Regions from separate parts of the Homo sapiens genome. Here region 2 is linked to region 1. A link is a loop called in an ENCODE intact Hi-C map of the cell type or tissue named here. Cell type or tissue: sigmoid colon. All regions are shown on one strand.

Region 1 (8,000 bases):
CCACAGGTGATCTGCCCACGTTGGCCTCCCAAAGTGCTGGAATTACAGGTGTGAGCCACCGTGCCTGGCAAGGAGCCAGATACTCTTGTCTGTGTAGCAGGAAACATGATTTTGAGCTGAATGACTATAACAGCTTCTCTGAATAAATAAAAGGTAAGATACATGGAGGACAGTGATCTGCAGTCATCACTGTTAATTTCCTAGACCATCTGGGAACATTTATATTCACCAGTCTGTAAATTCCAGCCTGGTATGAGGGCACTTCTGAGTCCATGAGCATGAGACAGATTTGAAGCTGTGTGCAGTGTTGTCGTGCTTGCCTGCATGTGCTCACATGCCTGTGTGTTGTAGTTTGCAGATTAGACCAGGCAGCTTCTGGGCCGGTGATTTTTGTAAGGAATCCTGACACTATCATTTGCTGCAGGGGAGTCAAATGTACAAGTTTGATCTGGGGCAGGTTTTTTGTTCTGGGGTATTTTGGGGTAACAATTTTATAAGATTTCCAGACAGCTCTCTTAAACAACTTTTCATTATAGAAAAGTATTTTGAAACAAGGATCAAGAGATCTTTGAAATTTGGTAAGATAAGGTTGACATATGTCTTTTTTTTTTTACCCCCTGATTCTTTAAAAATAACAGCCAGCTGTAGACTCTTCAGAAACTGATCCAAGGGAGGAATTCCTCTCAAGACCAGGAATACTTGTGTTTTTCCTTAGCAACTGGTTTATTTTTATCTTAAGGACCTTGCAAATCATGTAACAGATTGCAGTTCCATCTTTACGTTGCCTGCTAGTAAACTTGGAGTCAGATTTGTGTACCCCATCAGGAGGAAGGTAATTTCTCATCTTTGGCCCATAGAACCTATTCAGGTTCATTCCTCTGGGTTTTTTTTTTTTTTTTTTTTTTTTTTTTTGTCTATTTTATTTTGTTTTGTTTTTGACATGATCCTAACAAGCCTTTTTTGGATTTCTCATATAACAAGATATTCCAGGCTTGTCTCTCAAAAATACACACGAAACCCCACTGATTGTATTTTGTGTACCAGCATACCTTTTTTTTTTTTTGCCCTTTACTCTGATTTCATCACCTGTTAGTTTTATCTTATAGATATCTTCATAAGATCCTTTCTGGAACGAGGGGAGTAATGAGTGATTGATGCAAATCCCCTGGGTAGGGGTCTAGTTTGTGAATGGTAGGTCTAGGCTGTCTCTTTTCCTAGACTCTTCCTCAACCCTTTCTCTTCAGGACTGCTCTGCTGTCAGGAGTTGGCTGAAGGCAGGGAGGGGAAGTAAACTGAAATCAGGGAAACCTGGTTCTCTTAGCTTTTCCAGTAAAGATTTTGGAGAAAGGAGGGGAAGGTTGAAAGCAAATCCTAAAATGTCCCAACTTATTTATGAGTGTCATACTTTGTGGGTACCTAGGTCCTTATCTTCATAGATAATTGGAGTCAGTTGTCAAACTCGTATCTGAGACCGGTGCACAGCACAGAGCCTTGTGTGTTCTGTCTGGGAAGGAGATTCTCTGCAGCCTAGGAGTTCATTAAATGCTTGTTCTAGGAACAAAGAACCAACACTGCACTAGCAGGTTCTCTGAGATTTGGGGGAACTGGTCTCATTACTGTGTGACAGAGACAATCCTGAAAAGGCAAAGCCTCAGAGCAGTGGTTGTCAGACTTCAGTGGGCCTCAGAGTCTCTAGAGGGTTTGTTAAAGCACAGATGACTGGGCCCCACCTGAGTTTCTGACCCAGCAGGTCTGGAATGGGATCTGAGAATCTATGTTCCATTCCTACCAAATTTCTAGGGGATGCTGATGCTGCTGGCCCTGGGACCACCCTTGGAGAGCCAGTTATCCTTTAGAATAAGATGATTGGCTTGTATGATTAGTTATCCTTTAGAATAAGATTTCAGGCTATCTATGCAGACTTAGTTGAGGGTCTGATAGTTAATCTGAATACTAGAAGGGCCTCTTCATGATAGGCCAAAAAGTAAGGCACTTGAGAAGAAAGAGCTAAAATGAGAGTTGATTGGCTGTCTTTAAACACAAAGAGACAGTCAGTTCTGTTTTTGTTTTTGTTTTTGTTTTTTTAAGTCTAGCTGATCAGACAGTGCTTGGCCCTTTTATTTGTCTAATGCGAGGTTCACTGCAGGACATGTTTCTCACAGGGGCGGGATGGTGGGGAAGGTCCTGGTTGGAAAGTGGTGGCAGTGTCCTCAGCTCACCCTCCTGCGAGGAATGCGATAGTGCTTCCGTCTCAGCGAGAGGAGTGTGGTCACCTCAGGCTGTTCTCCCAACAGGGATCTCCACGACACACCAGGGGCCCAGGCCCTGCCCTTATGGGTGGCTTCCTGATAAATGCTTGTTGAAATGAAAGTTGTCCAGGAACCAGACAAAAGCAGCATTATGTGATCTTTTCCTCTTCATCCAGACCATGCTATATAAACCCCTGAGTCCTGTCTCCAAATGCTTTCTGTAAGAGAACAGAGCCTTAGAATTTTAATGTTGTAATTATCAGAAACAGTTTTCATCCTTTTGCTAAGATCTTGAGTGAAATAGAGAACATGGAACTCAGAGGAACCTTAGATCAGCATTTTAAAAAAATGTTTGTGGCCTGACAAGAGCTTGTTTTAAAAAATTAATTCGTTAATTAAAAAAAAATTATAAACTGTTCTCTTTTTCAATTACAAAAATGAAACAAAGGCTTTAAAAGTCTAAAGAACGAATAAAGCGCTAAAGTTCAATGCTTATTTTTCAATATTTTCTAAGGATTTACAAAGATATTTGTATATATACAGAGATAAATGTATTAATATGTATATAGAGAAGTTTTAAACCAAATGTGGTCCATTATACCCACTGTCTGTAGCTTGCTTTTTCCCCCCCACTTAATTTCTTTCCATGTCAGTACATACAATTCTACCTAATCATTTTTGATGGGACATGGTTTTTCATTGCATGAAAATTGATATTTTTTGTGAAATTTATTATAATGTATTTAACCAGTCTCATGTTAGACATATAAGTTGTTTCATTTTTCTGTTGTTGATGAGACAGTGAATTATCTTGTTCCTAAAGCTTGGTGCATTTGTATGGTTATTTCTGGGGTGGAGATTCCTAGAAGTGGAGTGGGTAAGATAAAGAATATGTGTATTCTGAACTGTAGAAGCTATGATAACATTCATGCTCTATGAAATAGTATATTAAAATAACATGCCATGATCAAATTGAATTTATTACAGAAATACAAGGTTATAGTATGCTGTGTTAATTGCTCAAATAAAAAACATTCAATCATCTGTCTCCTTATGTGTTAAAAATATATTTTATAAAAATAATTCTTGATTAAAAATCCTTAGGACAGGAGACTCTTAGTGGCACCCTTCAAAGTAAGGAAATCTGTCGCTTTCCCAAAGTTAGCCAGTTTCATGCTCAGTGATGAATTGTTGGAAACATTTTCAGTAAAGTCGGGAAGAAGCAGAGATGCCCGCCAGCCCTTCAGAAACTTGGCCAGGCCTGGCATGCGTGGCTCACACCTGTAATCCCAGCACTTCGGGAGGCCGAGGCGGGTGGATCATGAGGTCAGGAGTTCAAGACGAGCCTGGCCAACATGGTGAAACCCTGTCCTTACTAAAAATACAAAAATTAGCTGGGCGTGGTGGCAGGCACCTGTAATCCCAGCTACTCGGGAGGCTGAGGCAGAGAATTACTTGAACCCGGGAAGCGGAGGTTGCAATGAGCCGAGATTGCACCACTGCATTCCAGCCTGGGCGACAGAGTGAGACTCCGTCTCAAAAAGAAAGAAAAAAAAAGAAAGCCCCTGGCCATCTTAGGTGCTTTCTTTATGGCTAGAGCTATAAAGAATAGAAGGGAATAGGTGGCAAATGACCATTATCTGCAGGTGATATGACATTGCACCTGAAACTAAAAAACTGTTAAAAATAAGAAGATTCTGTAAGATGGCGTTTACATTATTAAAAATAATTACTGTTTATTGGACTCTTTCCTCATGCCAGGAACTTCAAAGCACTTTAAATAATATACTCCCTGTGGACTATTGTTTGATCTTTACCAAGCCCAGGAGGTGGGGATCATTTTAATCTCCATTTTACAGATGAGAAAACTGAGGCTTAGAGAAGTTTAGTAATTTGGCCACAGTTATATAGCAAGACAGTGGCAGGGCTGGCACTCACACCCAAGTCTGTCTGATGTCCAGGGCTGTGCTTAGACCACTGCTGCCTCTTTGTAGTTGTGTGGCCTTGGATAAGTCAGTTCAACTCCAGGGGCCATAGTTGCACCATCTCTGAATATAGTGTGGTTGATTAGACAGTCCTAGAGAGCTGGGGTTCTGAAGCCCTGAGTGTGTGGGGGAGCCAGGGCAGGTGACGTGTGCAGGAACCAGATGTGTTTACTGTCCAGGGGAACCTCAGAGCTGGCGTTTGGGCTTAGTAGAGCCACTTCTCCCCAACCTCAGCTGTTTGTCATCATCATGGTCAAATGTCATCTAGGGATTATTCAAAGAGAATAATAAGGGTTCCCCCATTTATTTCATTTGTTATATTTATAAATAGCTAACTCTCAGGGTGACTCAGCTAACAGGGCTGGATACAAATGCCCATGTTTAGCCTTTGGTTTCAGTTCCCTTCTGGAGTTCGGAGGTAACGATCAGGGACATTCTGCTCGGCTGTCTTTCTGCCTTGGATCAGAGGGGGCCCGATGGGCGGGAGCAGAGAAGGGGCAGGTGAACCTGGAAGCCTGGAAGTGGCCGCTGTGTCTCCAGAGCCTTTAGGTACCAAATAACATTTAAACCTTTCTCTTTCTTCTCTGTTGCCCCCGACGGTAACCAGAAACTCAAACAAAAGCACACTGAGGCTGTCTTCTGACCAAAAGTTGTTCTCCTTTGGGGTTCTGCTGTGCTAATGGTGGCTTCTGTCTCCCTCTTCAGGTATGGAGAGAAGGGGAAAGCCATCCGGATCGAGAAGGTCATCTACACGGGGAAGGAGGGAAAGAGCTCCCGCGGTTGCCCCATTGCAAAGTGGGTGAGTGTTGAGCCCACTCAAGAGCCACAGCTGTGCCTGGTTCCCCTTGCTGCATGGCCACGGCTGTGCCTGGTTCCCCTTGCTGCATGTAGCTGAGCAGGCGAGGGCGGGGGGTGGGGCCAGGTGGGTGTGTAGGAGACAACATGTTGACTGTCCAGGGGAGCCTTAGAGCTGGAATCTGGCTCAGGGTTAGGGTCATTTCCCCCAGCCTCAGCTGTTTGTCCTCATCTTGTTTAAATGCCAGTCCCCGAGTCTTGGGTCAGCCTTGGAACTGTGTTAGTCTTCACACTCGGCTCATCCTGTCCCCGTGGCTCAGGGCCGGAGGGGTAGGAAGGGAAACTGGGGATGCTGTCATGACCCGTTGATGGGCTCCACTGTGGACTGTCAGACTCCTTGTCCCCTTCCATGTGCCCTGGAGCTGCCAGTGCTTTTGTCTGCTGCCTGGAAGCCAGAGACAAACCTGAAGGCTAGCATGCTGAGATCCAACCTGAGGGAAGAGGCCAGGGCTCTGGGCAGCACTGTGGGCCAGTCTTGCCTCTGCCTTGCTTCTAAGCAGTTTCCTACCAGGCAACCTAGACATCTTCACAGGGAGAACATCAGTGACTCAGACCCCAAGTCACCAAACAGAGTCCTTCTGACCTTGCCCTCCCAGTCCACAGGGAGATCTTTAAATAGCAGAGCATCTGCCTCTGCAGAAGAAGTGCTGAGGAGGAGCAGCCAGGTTCCTCGGGTGCCTGCAAGCTCAGCCTCGCGCTGTGCTGGGCAGTGGGTATGGGTGGAAGACGAGGGCTCGGTCCCTATGTTCAAGCTGTTTGTGCTCTAGAGACATATGAAATAAAGTCATGGAGACTGGGGTCGTTGAGAGGCAGACTTGATGCTGTGGTTCAGAGGAGGAGGAATGCTCAAGCTAGGTTTCCCGAGGTGAGCGTGCCAGGGGCCATGAATACTGGCCCGTTACTAGTCAGGCTGAGGAGAGGGAGGAAGCATTCCCAGTGAGGAGAATCATGTGGGCAAAGGCAGAGAGGCTGGGTGGACAGACCCGTGGCTGACTGTGAGGGAGGCGGGTAAGATAACCCCTGTCAGCATATGTCCATCTGTGCATGTTGTAGGAAATTCTGACATATGCTACAACATGTGTAGGACGTATGTGCCTGTTTTTACCTGGTATACACCCTGTGCCTTTGTGTCTTTGTGTTTGGTGAAAATAAAAGGTGTCTGAACTTGAACTACCAAGTTTACTATTTTTAGCAATTTTTAGTCAGCATTGCAGAATTATATACAACCAGAGAATCTGGAATCACTTAGTGTATTCATAAGTATGAAGAAGCAGGCTGCCCCCACCCTCTTGAGAGGTGGTCATTGCAGTGAGAAGTCTGATGTGGCTTATCATGGTGGGGTGTTACCTCCCCAGAGAACCCATCAGAGAAAAGACGTCAGCCGTAGAGTGACAGCTGCCCCTTTCTCCTGCTAATTCATGCAGTCATTGAGGAATTCCAAAGTCTTGGACATAAAAATGAAGATCTTGGAGCATAGGTAGAGTTGGAGACTTTTCCAGCTTCAAGACAGTTGGCCCCTTAAAGAATAGCTGGTCCTGTGGGTGGCTTAAAGAAGATGCATTTCTAGACCCCGGTTACAGTGGTAAAGCGATAAGTCCTGGTCAGGGCTCGTGTGGCCCCACTGAGGGCTGGGAAGAGCACACTTGCCTGCAGACTGGGGCCAGTTCCTGGGGCTGGAAGAGGAAGGCAGGAGGATGGAGGGGCAGGAACTTTGTCCTCAGTATGCCATTGCTCTGGGGTCTGTGGACGGATGCCCAGAGCAGGACGCATGGGGCGCAGTGAACTGGAGGTTACATTCAAGGAGGGAACAACTCGTGGGTGTCACTGAGCCCTGGTGGGTGAACATAGAAGGTGCTGATAGTGTTTGCAGAGGGTGGGACTTCCCATGTCTTATGAGTGAAGAGAAAAGGAGAGGAAATACTTTTTTTTATGGGAGGAGCAAATGGGTGGTCAATCACAGAACTATTGTAGTGGCAAGAAAACGGCAGTGCTGAGGGCTTTATTTTTTCTGGCCATCTCCTTTAGTGTGGTGGATTTCTGGGGTTTTCTTTTGGCTACACAGCTGCCAAATACCCTATGTTTTTTGGTAAGAGGGCTTGGTTTAAAGAGTTCCACCTCCTTTGGAAGTTGAAGAGGAGTTGGGTGCTCCTTCTCCCTGCCCTGCAGGGAAAGTGACCCACAGATGCTTAGAAGGACGGATTATTCTTGGTGGCAGTGTAGCGTCAGGAGCCCGGAGCCGGTTCTGTGGCCACGGGTGAGTGCAGGCATCCAGTGTCTCCTGTGCATGTCCCCACCCTGCCTGGTACAGTGTCCAGAGCCTGGCTTTTGTTTTCCAACCAGGATTTGTGCCTGTGTTTCAGCCTCTCCCTAGCCCCCAGCCATACCTTCAGCTTAAAGCAGTGTGCCTCACATGTTCTGCACTTGACTGGCCAGGATTTGGGGACACAGTCAAGGTACATCATGGGTGCCCAGCAAATGTGTGTTGAGAGGATGACCTAGGAAGCAGTGGGTCAGCCCAGAGAGCCCTCTGATCATCTGTGATTTTAAGGTGGCCTGTACAAAATACGGAAGATTCCAGGCGTGCCCTGGTTGCACTCTGAAGGCTCAGAACAACAGAGGCATGCCAAAGGCAACACCTGGCAGCAAGATGGGCTCTGGGAAAGAACTCCAGAGATGCTGCCCATACTGGTGTGTAAAGGTCACAGAGATCAGAAGGCAGGTACTTGTAGGCTCATTAGGGACACAGTAAAACAGACTTAGGAAGCCGCAGGTGTTAGAACCAAGTACCGTGGTGGGAGCTGTGGGAAGACAGGGTTGGGGTTCTGCTGGGGGTTATGTTACTCTTGGTCTGGTGCTCAGGGAATTCTGCCTAGAAGCTGGATGAGCTGTTGAGGATCCTGTGGCTGAGTTG
Region 2 (8,000 bases), 140 kb before region 1:
TGATGGAGTCTCATTCTGTCACCCAGGCTGGAGTGCAGTGGTGTGATCTCATCTCACTGCAACCTCCGCTTCCCAGGTTCAAGTGATTCTCCTGTCTCAGCCTCCCAAGTAGCTGAGACTACAGGCATGTGCCACCACGCCTAGCTAACACATGCAGTTTTAATGAAAGAGAAGTAGTTGGATGTGCCTGGAGTTGAAGGGACCTGTGAAAGGGTGGCAGAACAAGAGGTTGGAAGGGTGGGATTTGCCATATGTCGAAGAGCCTTGTGGACCATGCTAGTTTATCCTGTTGGCAGTGGGAGGCTGTTGAACACTTGAAGCCAGTGTGTGCCATGACCAGATTAATTTAAAAAAGGAAATTGTGTAGGATGAGAAAGAAAGCTCCATAAAACAGGCACTTTCTTTGTATATTTTGTTTGCTGCAGTACCCATAGTGCCTTGCATCCAGTTTGTTGGATGAATGAATAGATGAATTGGAACAGAGTTGAGTCTGTGCACTAGTTTTGTGGCTATTGGAGTAATTGGAGGGAGGAAAGATGCAGGCCTGAATAGAAGAACTGAAATGACAGAGAAGTGACGGTTTCAGAGAGATTTTGGAAGCGGGATTGACAGGATGTGGTGGCCACTTGGAGGTGAGGTAGGAGGAGGAGTAGAGGAGGGTGACACTGAGGTTCATGAGGATGGGAATAAAGGAAGAGGCGGTCTGGGGAGGTTAGAGTGATATGTTTTGTATGAGGTGCCTGTGAGACATAGAGGTGTTCTGAGACAGATTGGAATATGTGCCTGAGGTCAAGAGAGTCCGGAGATGGGTGCTGAGATTTCAGATGTGGAAGTTGTTGACTGGTGGGTAGAGGGGTAGTTGGTGAAGCCTTGGAAGTAAATGCAATTGCCCAAGAAAAGGGTGATGCGAAGTGGAATGGGAGGACCTAATCTGACTCTTTTTACTTTCATCTCCCACTACTCTTCATCACCCCACACACCCTGATGACTCTCCCTAGACAGAATTAGTCACTGCCTCCTCTGTGGGCTGACATAACATTTTGTACCCACAACTGCTGCAGCACTTGAGTTCTGCTGAGCTTGTTTGCACATTCACCACCTTCCTTGGGCTCTGACCACTCAGTGTGCTGTTCATCTTTGTATTGCTGACACCTAACCCCCGCCTTGACCCAGTGTACTCAGTACTGACCAGATTCTTGAATCCTGTGCTATGATATCCATGTGGAAGTTAGGCATTGGTACCCACACAGGGAATGTATTAAACTGCTTTTTAAATCAAGAGTGATCATCTTCTCTAATCACAGGTAACATCCTCAAGCAAATCAGAATGAGAGCACCCATTCAGGAAACCTGAACAGGGAAGGTGAACCCCTGTCCTGACCAAAATTGGGTATGTTTAGAGGGCTTTTCTTGTATTCCTTCTGCTCTAAGTCCTATTATTCTGATCCTGAAGGTGCAGACAGCGGCATGTAAGGAAAATTGATCAGTGAAGTAGCAACTAATGGCATCTAGCATGACTTACGAAGCCATATAAGATGTGTGATTGAAAGTCAAAAGCTTGGTACCTAGAACCCCTGAAAATCTAAAAAATAAAACACCTAGCCTGTCTTTTAAGACTGTTCATCCCTACAGTGTATTATCATCTTCTTGTGATTATCTTACGATTACAAGCGTAAATTGAAGAAAAGATTGCTGTATGAAATCTCACTGTCAGTGAGTCATCTCAGCATTTTTACCTTATTTTCAAAGACCCAACCAGAAAAGAGGAAACTCTTTTGCACTTTTCAATCAAGAAACTTAAACATAAAGCAGTAGAGGGCTTCCCTAATAACATGTTTCCTCCAGCATTCAAAATTAGTGACTTCACATCACTAATATGTGTCTTACTTATTTTAAGTATAAATGATTGGGCAAAGAATCCTTGGGAAAAAATAGCCTATTTATTTCAAATACTGTATAGTGGATTCTCTGTGCCTGTGACTCACCTCCTTCCCTCCATCACTGTTCTCATACTCAGGATGCAAAGGTTCAGTCTCTGTCTTCAAAAGTGAGCTCCCAGTCTAGCTGGAGGGAGTGATGAGTGAACAAATAATTACAGCGTAATCCTTTGGTAAACCAGAGCAGGCAGTAATTAACTCTGCCTAGAGATGAAGTGGCGCTGGAGAGAGTTCAAGGAGGCTTCACAGAGAAGGTGGCAGTGGAAAGCTGAATCACCTGGTAGGCAAGGCGGGAGGAGGGGATGTCAGATCAGTGAGGGTCTTTTGTGCTGAGCAGATGAGTTTGGATCATAGGAAGGTGTGAGAAAATTTTTTGCCTTTTTTTTTTCGTAAACAGTTTTTCATGAAAAAAGGTCATCAAAGTAAAATGTATTAAGTTTTTTTTAAGCCTGCTGACTGATTTTTATTAACTTTGCCTAGAATGCCTTTAAGCTTGGAGCCTGTATGATCCTGGGTACTCAGTCTTGGGGTTGGAATATAACTTGAGGGCAAGCTCTCAGCCTAGATCATCATTTCAGTTATAGTACTTACCTCTGAGTAGCTACTCCATAAACATTTGTTGATTGAATGAGTGAGTGAATGAATGCAGCATCAAATACAGTATCTGAAATAAAGACTTCAATTTTTTTTGGAAGGACTTTTTAAAAAAGACATTAGACAGTTTTATATGTTCTGACTTTGTTGGATTTTGGTAAAAGATTTCAGAATTGGATTTTTTTTCTCATGTTTTTCATCTTGTTCAGGAGATGAAAATGCCTAGAGGTGATAAATATAGGCTCCTATGAAATACAGCTGTATTAGACGTAAAATAATGGGATCTGTTATTTTGGGTATTACATCATATGCTATCTTGCTGCTAGATTTTAGCATTACATAGCTATGGTAGGCATTGTCAGTTTATAGAAAATTTTGTGGGGAGAAAAAAACATGCCTTAGAAAAAGATGAGTGGTAACAACAGAACTCTTTGTCCCAGCTTGTGGAATGAGAATAGTGGAGCTAATGAAAATCAACATGTTGAAGTAATATACTCTTAAGAAAGTACCTTCCACCTTTTTTTAAGGTTGTGGCAATATAACAACAGAGAACACTGGTGGCCAGGGTCCTAAGGGAAGGTTTGATGCTGCTTGTAAGTTCTGATACCTTCCAAAATTCATAATACTGAGAGTATATTGAAAGACAGGCCGGGCGATGTGGCTAACCCCTGTCATCCCAGCACTTTGGGAGGCTGAGGCGGGCAGATCACCTGAGGTCAGGAGTTCAAGACCAGCCTGGCCAACATGGCGAAACCCTGTCTCTACTAAAAATACAAAAATTAGTCAGGTGTGGTGGCACGTGCTTATAGTCCCAGTTACTCGGGAGGCTGAGAGGCTGGAGAATCAGTTGAACCCGGGAGTTGGAAGTTGCAGTGAGCCGAGATCACCCCACTGCACTCCAGCCTGGGCAATAGAGCAAGACTCTGTCTCAAAAAAAAAAAAAAAGGAAAGAAAGATAACAGCAGTGGCCCGGCGCAGTGGCTCACGCCTGTAATCCCAACACTTTGGGAGACCAAGGCAGGTGGATCGCTTGAACTCAGGAGTTTGAGACCAACCTGGGCAACATGGTGAAACCCTGTATCTGCCAAAAATACAAAAATTAGCCGGGCGTGGTGGCACACACCTGTAGTGGTCCCAGCTACTCAAGAGGCTGAGGCAGGAGAATCGCTTGAACCCAGGAAACAGAGGTTGCAGTGAGCCGAGATTGTGCCACTGCACTCCAGCCTGGGCAACAGCTAGACTCTGTCTCAAAAATAAATAAATAAACAAACAATATATTGGACAGGTCAAACATACTGGACAGCTACTCAGGAGGCTGAGGTGAGAAGATCACCTGAGCCCAGGAGGCAGAGGTTGCTGTGAGCCAAGATCACACCACTGCACTCCAGCCTGGGTGACAGAGAGAGACCCCCATCTCAAAAGGAAAGATAGCAGCTAAGCTGGGATCTAACTAAATTGCAGTAAGTCTGAGATAGTGATATCATAAGAGATTGGCTGAAGAAGTATGGCTTTCTGTAGACAGGGGTGTTCTGGTCACTAGGAGGAGGCTTCTGAAGCAATGGAGAGCAAAACACCACCACTCTTAGGAACCCCCTGTGAACATCTTGAAACATTTGTCAAAACAAACAAACAAACAACACCCCAGCAAGAAGGGAAAAAAAAAATCTATGATGATCAGGTATCACAGCACTGAGAAAGTTATACTGTGTCTGGCTTTAATAAAACCATGTAACTTTGAATTATTTTTTAAAGTAATTATTCCACATCTGTGGGTGGTACCTGGCACAGCTCAGTTCCAGTGGAATTAGTTTAAGAAATACTGCCCTGTAGTGAATTACCCAGGCTCTCCAAGGCTGAGAAACATGGATGGCACAGCTCTCAGGACATTTCACCACCATTTACTGTCATTGTATGCTGAAGCTGCCTTGTGATTACTAAACTAGCTTTCCAGAAGCCTTGGAATGGGGCATGGGTTACAGAGTACCCTGAGTATTAGGTGTTATTGTTCCAGTCATTGGAACTGTATATTTCCTGTTACATCTAATTTGTTGGCATTCTAGAATTAATGTGTTTAAATTGCATGAGTCAATTTCTTGGAGTCCTGACTGCTCTTAGATGAACTAATAGTGTCTGACCTCAGAGCCCTTCCTTTCCATCTGCAACAGTTTTTTAAGGTAATTGTTTTTAACTTTTAAAAAATATAAGTAATTCTAACAATTGTTCAATCCCAGCCATCTAACAAATCAGCTACGTTTATCTTTTCATTTAATTAAAATAGCTTTTTAGCTATTAAATAGCAGGGACCATATTTTAGACTTGTTAAACAACCTACAATCTAAATATTGACCATCTGGGCCAAATATTTTAAGCGAGGGCTTACTCAGGGCAGACAGGTATCTGATAATATACACATTCAACCACTTCGCACCTGACCAGTGTGGTAGGAATTCAGAGCTAGAGAAGTCCTGAAGAAGTGGCACCTTAGGCTTGCTGGGGGAAAGGATTTAGACACAGGCCTGGAAGAGCAGGGGAGGGCATTTATTCATTGGAGTGTGGGAAGAGCAGGGATCGAACAGATGTGAAGAAGCACACACAAGTTAGGTGGAGGTGGGGACTGAGAGATGAGCGTGACTGTACAAATCCACAGATTCATGCTGTTTGTTCTTATCCTGCCTATTCAGAGAGGAGTTGGGGTGGCATGTAGTAAATGTCATCTATTAAATGTGTGGGTTCTTATGCTGAGACATCAGCACCCCAATCAGTAACCATAAGTGGAAGGATGCCCCCCTTCTTTCCCTTGAGAAAGATTACTTCTGATAGAGGAGATTGAGGTCCAGATACAGTCTTAAGATTTATTTTTTATTTTTCACAAATGTAGGTTTCAGAGGGAACTGAAATTAGTAATATATTGTGTATTTTATTCATTCAGCTAGGTCATTAGGTTGTAATTTGTTTTCTACCCTGGAGGAGCCCCATCCTGTAGCTGGAGAAACACAATGACAATTGCAGTGATGGAGTCTCACCCAGAATACCAACCATGCAGAAAGGAGGACTAGCTAATCCAGCTTAGAGGTGTCAGGATCTGGAAAGGCTTCACACAGGAGGTTCATCTAAACAGAACCTTGAGGATTGAGTAAGAGTTGGTCAGGTGAGGAGAGGAGGCGCTTCAGGAAATGGGAAAGCATATGCAAAGTCATATTTGCAAGAGAACATGGCATGATTGGAGTTTGGTCCTGCAGGAGGGTAGGCTACCTAAAGGAAAGCCAAGGCCAGAGAGGCATACACAGGGATCAGATCTTCTTGTGTCTTGCAGACCATGTTAAAGAGTTTGGAGTTTGTCATGAAGCTTGTTCAGGTCTTAGCTCAGATGTCACTAACTTCCCATTGCACTTAGAATAGAATTCAGACCTCTTACCATGGCCACAAGGCCCTATGTGATCTGGCCCCGGACTGCCCATGTGGCCACACCCATCTTGAGCCACTCCTCCATTGCTTGCCCTTGCTATAGCCAGTTAGCCGATAGAGAGCTGTCAAAAGATTGTAAGCAGTGTTATTTCATATTCAGTCTGGCCACAGTATGGAGCATGGATTGAAGAGAGCAAGGCCAGCATCAGAAAGGCAAGAGATGATAAGAGGCTGGTCTTGAGCATGGAGGTGGGAATGGAGAGAAAAGGACAAATATGAAAAATGTAGAAGCAAATGCAGAAGGATTTGGTGGCCACTGAGGTTTGGCAGAGGAGGGACTTCTGTCAGTGAGTGGATGGTGTGTTCATACCCTGAGGTCTGGGATACAGGAGGAAGCTCAATTTGGTGGGAAAGATGATTAGTTCATTTAGGAAATATGTTGACTTTGAGGTGTTTGTGGAATGTCCCAAGTGGAGATGTCTGGAGAGTTCTTGAATAGTCTCTGGAGCTCATGGAGGTATGGGCCAAACATTGGTATAAATGGGAAAAGATAACTTGAATGTTGTGGTACTAGGTTGATTTCATCTCCAAAATATTTCTCGAAACAACCACTACTTTTCACTCCTCTGCCATCACCTCGGGGCAAGCTGCTATATCTTTTAACTAGTCTGCCTGCTTCTGCTTCAGCCCATTCTTACACAGCTAGTGGAGTGATCTTCTAAAAATGAGAAGGAGTCTTATAATTTTCCTACTTAAAACCAATCTTCACTAACTTCCCATTGCCCTTAGAATAGAATTCAGTCTTCTTACCATAACTACAAAGCCCTGTATGACCTGGCCCTGGACTCCCTGTCTGGCCACACCCATGTTGAGCCACTTCTCCATCACTTGCTCATGCTGTAGCCATACTGTATGGCTTCTTCTAGGGCCTCAAACTTCTGTATTGTTGTGTGTCAAGTTCTTTCTCTCTTTCAGGTCTTTGCATATGCTACTCCCTTTGCATGAATTGTCATCTTTTAGGTCTTACCTCAGATGTCATTTTTTCAAGGGAGTCTCCTCTGACCTCCTGGGCTATATTAGTGCCATCCTGCATTTTTTCCTAGCACCTAACACAATATGTTAGTAGTTAATTGTGCGTTTGTATCACCCATACAAGCTCTGTGACGACAAAATCCATTCTGTGTTTTGTTTACCATTGTACCCACAGTTCCTGACAGTCCTGAGCTCATAGTCAGCACTCCATGAATATTTTTTAGATTTGTTGAATGAATGAGATTATAATCATTTTTATTTTTTGTCTTGAAAAACTTAGAAATTTTACACTGTCACAGTACAAATAGAATGGTGACTCAAGTGATAGAACTTATGGAGCTGATTTCATCTACTTTTACATTTTCAACTGTTATTAAATGCTCTGCCTCTGGAAGGTTGAGACATGGAAATTGCAAATTAAATCTTAAAAGGAATTTTTCCTCCCTATTGGCTGTATTCATTATGGTGGTTCTGGTTAGCATGAATTGATCTGTTATCAGTCTGACAATGGTACGGCTGCTGAGTTTGAAATTCAGAAAACTAATACTTGTTCCCTTGAGTTTGGGCGTTTGTGGCAGAGTTTAGTAGCAGCCTTCTCCTTCAGCCCTGATTTGGGAAGCATCCCAATACATGCTATTTGCATTGCAGCTGTGGGAAAGTCCACGTTTGTGAAGTTACTCACGAAAACTTACCCAGAATGGCACGTAGCTACAGAACCTGTAGCAACATGGCAGAATATCCAGGCTGCTGGCACCCAAAAAGTAAGTTTTTAGTTGTGGTGGGTAGTTGGCAGGCATGGGTGAATAATCTAATTGTCATAATTTAATTTACTCTCAGTGAGTAAAGTAGCCCAGTTTGAGTATCCTTTTTAAAATAGCTTCATTCCAGAAAGCAGACCACATACACCAGAGAGGATATGACTTGTTTGAATATGTGCAGTTTTGATTTTTGTGGTTTTTATATGTCTATCTAAGTGACTGCCTCTGTTGTTTGTGGTTTCCCAAAGCATGTCCAACCATCATGGATGGCTTT

The links. Hi-C counts contacts between places; a loop is a spot of excess contacts. Peaks named below come from ENCODE experiments on the same cell type or tissue, not always from the same donor. Only the 100,000 strongest peaks of a DNase experiment are listed, where the experiment ranks them.
Region 2: it touches region 1 in a loop (2.6-fold over the local background); 3 of 110 quality-filtered maps call a loop at or near these places.

Annotation. Positions count from the first base shown.
Region 1 is chr2:74,075,559-74,083,558 of GRCh38, forward strand. It overlaps TET3 (tet methylcytosine dioxygenase 3), which reads left to right. Exons shown (of 12, transcript NM_001287491.2): 6 at 4,940-5,033. Among named protein-coding and RNA genes, the nearest start is that of BOLA3, 68 kb to the right of the region's middle. In sigmoid colon, a CTCF peak has its summit at 4,949; no DNase peak of the experiment used is centred here; H3K4me3 peaks cover 611 bases; H3K27ac peaks cover 330 bases.
Region 2 is chr2:73,931,294-73,939,293 of GRCh38, forward strand. It overlaps DGUOK (deoxyguanosine kinase), which reads left to right. Exons shown (of 7, transcript NM_080916.3): 2 at 7,617-7,729. Among named protein-coding and RNA genes, the nearest start is that of DGUOK, 8.4 kb to the left of the region's middle. RefSeq lists an enhancer at 6,045-6,544. In sigmoid colon, no CTCF peak of the experiment used is centred here; no DNase peak of the experiment used is centred here.